Linked DNA regions of Homo sapiens: region 1 is linked to region 2. A link is a contact called in ENCODE Hi-C or POLR2A ChIA-PET data. All regions are on one chromosome and are shown on one strand. The core of a region is the stretch at or near the end of the contact, and the rest is flanking DNA. Distances in the headings are between cores, read along the strand shown.

Region 1 (2,700 bases), core at 73-2,572, 84 kb before region 2:
TTGTTCCAGAGCACCATTTTCTCTGTTGTACATCTTGCTGCATTCATGCCCTAGGGCTAGAGTTTATTTACACTGGCTAGTTTATACCTTCCTCACTCAACCCTCCAGTTTCCCTTACTTTTATGCCAAAAAAAGGACACAGAGTTTTTCCTTTTTGTAATTTACATATGTAGAAAATATGTCCAAGTCAGGATGCCCCTTTCATCCACAGGAAGAGTCTGGGGCCACCTGACTCATCAACAGGACAAATCCAGAAATAGAAAATGCAATCTAGCTAAAAGAGAGAGACAAGTGGAAACTTTTAAGCCAGCACACAGCTAAGGTGTTATGTCATATGAAATTAATTATCTGAGGTCAGCGATTAGAGTTAGGTTACAGCCCAATCATAATTCTGCCTGCTAATTACTTGACCCGTTACAACATTTATTTCACTGAGAGTTGCTCAGCTATAACTTCCAAGGGTGGGCTTGGGACAGATGGAAGGAAGCAGACAGCCAGAGAAACAGCAACTCCTTCCTTTTGCAAACAGATGTGTCTCCCAGGCCCCTAACTAAAATGATTATTTCCTGCTTTTCTAAGTGAGGGATCAGATGTGTCCCGCTCTTCCCTTTCCAGCAAAACGAAGCACCTGAGATCACAGAGCTCTTCAGTGAAGTGCAAAAGATGACTGAAGAAATTGAGTTATGTTCCGTCATGAGAAGCACTAGAGTAACATGATAACAAAACCACCCTCCCTATGGGAAAGAGGAGGAAGCCAGGGAATAAATGGTGTGGCTAGAATGGTGCATTTATATATTTCTTTCACTTCCGAAGACTGACCTCTCCCAATAAAGAGATTTGGAGTGGCACTAAGAAGAAATGGCAATTGCCGAATGGAGATATTGGAATAATGCAAGTACTGTGAACAGGGGCAGCTCTAAAATACAGAGAATAAACAGCCCTTACTCAAAGGGAAGCGTCAAGCAGTGCCTGAGGGATTGTGCAGGAATGGCTGGTGGGGATGAGGTACAGACTGAAAACGGGGATCTGAGAGTTAGTACCTGACATGTGAACGCATATACATCTCATCAATTTATAAACCATTGACATCAATAATAAAGAGCAGCAGCAGCAACTGCTGCTGCTACTAGACAGCATATAGTGCCAGGTCCTGTCCCCAGAGCCTTGTGTTTACTACCTCGCTGAGGAGTGCTGTCCCCTGCTTTCTCACACGGGCCCAGGTGGCCTTTTGCCATTTGGGGATGTATTTCCTCCTCTAGGATGTCCTTGATGTTCAAGCAAGGCTATTGGTGCTGGGTGGTGAGGACTGCGAGGACAGGGAGGGAACCAGGACCTACCCCGTGACTGGTTTGCTGCAGGCTCCTAATCACATGAGGCTGCTGAGAAGGTCAGGGTCACCAGCTGTGACCTGGGGGCCAATGGAAAGGCCTGTACTCCTCAGCCTCTTGCTTTCTCTCATCATTCTCATTTCTGCCCCTAAATCTACTCACTGTGAAAGAAAACAAGGGAAACACTGATGCCTGTAGCTGAAGTGTGCAGTTGAATGGTCAGAAACTAGACTTCTCACATGTAATTGAATCATCATAGTGCTGGTGACAGCGTTCCTATTCCAACTTCCAATTTTCAAGTTATTGTTGGGGTTGAAATATCTCTCACCTCAGAATTTTTATTTTGGAAAATCTCCAAAGCACACTTTTAGCCAAAATTGAGTAACTGAAACAGGAAAAAAAAAATAGGAATGTTTTCAGCCACATTAAACTCTAACCAGATGCTCTTAAAAAACTTTTTGTATGTATACAGCACCTTTTATTCTAGCGGAGAGTCATGTTTTTCAGCTCTGAACTGTATCTGTCATAGACTGAAAATAGTAATACTTTAAGAGCCATGGTAACCACCTGACAAATATATCCTCTCCACATAGGAGGTAAAGAGGACCCCAGTGCTATCTCTAATTCTCCCTCTCTACCCAGACCACTAGAAATCCAAGTGAAGTTAATGTAATGAATATTTATTGAATACCTTATTTGTACCAGGAACAAAGGTGAAGAACACTGGGAAGTTGGCATGAATTTAACCAACCTGCAAAGTGAAAATGATAGCAGATCTAGGACATTGTACAAAGCGTTAGGGCCGGGACCTACCTTACTGGACCACCTGAAAGACAGCACTTCTGACACCTTTTCTTCTGTTAATCATCAGGCAGAGAGAAATGCTTTTGGCCTTTAGAGGAAGAGCCGTGTGAAGGAAAATTAATGATAGGCTGCCTACAGTCCATGAATTCCCAGGTCATTTTCCTTGGGTCTACCCAGCGCACGGCCTGGGAGTACCCTGTTCAGGCAGTATTTGGACCCCCAGCAACCACTTCGACCCTTCCATTCTCCATACGAGAGCCAAAAAGATCTTTCCAAAAGGTAAATAGGATCATGTAAACTTCCAGGTTAAAACATCGCAGCAGTCTGCTTTTATACTTAAAATAACACTCACACTCCCTAGCACCACCCCCAGGGCTCCCCTAACTGGGACCCTAATTCCTCCTTCAATCCCACTGCCTCCTCTTTGGCTCACAATACCCCAGCCATGCTGACCTCCTGGAGTGCCTAGAACATGGAAACTCCTTTCTTGCCCCGGAGCCTTCACACCTATTGTTCTCAGACCTGAACGCTTCCTCCTCTAGCTCCTTCACATCACTCCCATCTCAGG
Region 2 (2,710 bases), core at 110-2,609:
TGGGGTCAGCATGTGATATACTTTCATGTTGAAAGAAGAAAAAGGTGAGATAAATCAAGGCACAACATGAGTTATCCTTTCTCCTGAATTTTACTGTTTAAAAGATCTCTGGTAGGTCTAAAACCATGCTACATAGACATAAAATACCTCCATTTCACTCATAGCCAGGATATCTGCACTTATCCCCCTTCCCCAAACCAAATACATACAAGTAATTCTATTTTCTTGGTAAGGCAATTGTTGATTAATGAATCATCTTTCCTGTAATTTTTATTTTTATTTTTTTTGTAGCCTTAGTTTGGCTAAGTTCCCTGGCATTCCTGTTGAAGTGTGTAATGGAAAATTTGACCTCACATTCTTTGCTTTTTTGTAACATCACAAAACACTGATATAACAGGGCTACTAAAAAGTAGCTTGGAGATGAAGGGATGCACATAAAGAAAAAGCTCAGTGTGGAAAGGAACAAAGACGCAGTAAATCATGTGGAAGGTAAATATTTAGCTTCACAGACCTGAAGTTACATTCATCTTCAAGTGCTTACAGCTTAGGATGTCATAGAGTTTCCATCATAATTTTGCTTTTCTAAAGAGATTACAAACCAGCCATAAAAAGCCATTCTCAAAATTAACTTGGAACACAGGTAGGCCATTTTGTAGATTCCATAGCTTGTTTGAAAAATGGTGATTTAGGGTGGGGCAGGCAGAAGAAAGGTGTCAGGAAGTGATTTCTTGCATTTAGCTATATCTGAGCTGAAATAAAACTTTGGCAGTCACCCTTCTGTGATCACATCCAACTGTCTAAGGAAAATGTAACAGGTCATACAGAGTCAACTTTGGTTAACTGTAAAGCGTGGGATTTGGCAGCAAAGACATACTTCAGGACAGATTTTTCAGCAAAATTCATAGTGGAATACATGAACTCGTTATAAAAACCTTTTTCTTTTTAAAATGAGACTCTCTTCCCTAAGGCAAAGAAACCATTTTTTCAAATGCATAATCCAGGCTCAAGGGACATCTACCCAGCCACTGACAAAGTTTCTCCCTTTGCAGCCCTAATGATCCTACAACCTGAGAAAATGTCAACTTGGCTGTGATGGGAAAAGAGTCCCACATGGCTCCCAGCACCACCCTCTCAAAATGTCACAACCTCTTGGCATAGGACATCCTGTTCAGCCTGTAATAGTCATTCAAATGAAGTGTTTCATGATAACAACACTGGCTTATGTGTGTATTGTCAACCAAGACCGTCCTAAAGGCTGTCAGAATGCATATATAAGGGCCTGTTCAGTCTATTAATCATCTAGATGTGCTGAAAAAAGGAAGGGGGGAAAAAGCAGATGCAGAGAAGTCTGTACAAATCACTACTAGTTACTCAGGCTGCTGGGAAAATGTGCAGATGTTTCTTGATGCTACCTAAACTGTTTCTAAAACCACGGTCACATCTGTGTACTCATCTATATTAAAATGGAATGCTATTATCTGGAACTATACAAATGATTCTCGGGGAGAGAACTTTAATATACTGTTTATGGCCTGGATAAATAGTATTTATTTGAATAATTAATACTTTTTTTAAAAGAGGGAGTTAGATGAGAATTATGCAAATGAAATATGCAAATAAGCCACAAGAGAGAACTCTTTGTTTAATCTTATGTTGTAAGTGGTAAGAGATGGTTACCTGTTCCAGAGATTGTCTTAGGTTCCTACTTCTCACTGGCTTTTGTGGGTGCAGGAAGAAAAAAAAATATTCAGACAGCTTGGATTGATTCATGTATCCAATTATAAAATGCAGGTAGATAGATCAAGAAAGTTGTTAACTATGAGGCCAGGCACGGTGGCTCATGCCTGTAATCCCAGCATTTTGGAAGGCCAAGGTGGGCGGATGATGAGGTCAAGAGATCGAGACCATCCTGGCTAACACAGTGAAACCCCATCTCTACTAAAAATACAAAAAATTAGCCGGGCATGGTGGCGGGCGTCTGTAGTCCCAGCTACTCGGGAGGCTGAGGCAGGAGAATGGTGTGAACCTGGGAGGTGGAGGTTGCAGTGAGCCGAGATCATGCCACTGCACTCCAGCCTGGGCAACAGAACAAGACTCCATCTCAAAAAAAAAAAAAAAGAAGAAAGTCGTTAACTGTGAAGAAAACCACTGGGGGGAATTACCACATGCCATTTAATATCTAATTTAAGGGAAGCACTGAGATCTTGGATGAAAAATTACTTGGTGATATACTGAAATATCAACTCTAGGGACAATGCTTTTCTAGATTCTTCTGGATTCCTAAAAATTTCCTAGATCTTATTTGGTATCTGGCTTTTCCAAGGTACTCCTGGTATCCCGCATATTATAAGACTGAATCTTACACTATCTAATTTGAAATAAATTTTACTGTTTTCCTTTCCATTAAGTATTAAACCAAGTTGGTATTTTTGTAGAACTCCACTGAAATCTTTATACTGTGAAATCTTTATACTACATACTGTGAAATATAATCATAGATTATATTTCATCTGCTCTTTGATATTCCTGTAGCAGGTGAGTCTTGGCTGTACTTCTTATGTACTTCATAGGCTGTACTACTGTGATCAAGAACACTTAGAAAAGGTTGCTCAGTTTTTTGAGGTCAAGTTAATAAGTAAAGCAGACTAACTGAATTAGATAAAATGCATAATGGTTTTCACCACTACAGTGAAAGGTCTGGGAATGTCTC

The links. Hi-C counts contacts between places; a loop is a spot of excess contacts on that map. ChIA-PET counts read pairs that join two places held with the same protein, here RNA polymerase II (POLR2A).
Region 1: a map of endothelial cell of umbilical vein shows a loop between it and region 2 (10-fold over the local background). The contact joins two enhancer-like sites. A Hi-C loop is called at or near these places in 1 of 168 maps with a recorded cell type or tissue (endothelial cell of umbilical vein). POLR2A ChIA-PET finds 5 or more read pairs at or near these places in 2 of 52 experiments (CD4-positive, alpha-beta T cell and naive thymus-derived CD4-positive, alpha-beta T cell).

The regions. Positions count from the first base shown.
Region 1 is chr3:100,123,223-100,125,922 of GRCh38, reverse strand. The region is part of intron 1 of CMSS1 (cms1 ribosomal small subunit homolog); the gene reads right to left. Among named protein-coding and RNA genes, the nearest start is that of FILIP1L, 10 kb to the right of the region's middle. Within about 2 kb of position 1,322, at least 11 of the 41 ENCODE cell types and tissues checked have a DNase peak (open chromatin) inside an H3K27ac peak, as active enhancers do; they include endothelial cell of umbilical vein, where a contact is called at or near this core.
Region 2 is chr3:100,039,165-100,041,874 of GRCh38, reverse strand. The region is part of intron 1 of CMSS1 (cms1 ribosomal small subunit homolog); the gene reads right to left. The region is part of intron 1 of FILIP1L (filamin A interacting protein 1 like); the gene reads left to right. LOC105374010 (a long non-coding RNA gene) reads right to left here. Exons shown (of 5, transcript NR_189163.1): 5 at 482-2,100. Among named protein-coding and RNA genes, the nearest start is that of FILIP1L, 74 kb to the left of the region's middle. Within about 2 kb of position 1,359, at least 16 of the 41 ENCODE cell types and tissues checked have a DNase peak (open chromatin) inside an H3K27ac peak, as active enhancers do; they include endothelial cell of umbilical vein, where a contact is called at or near this core.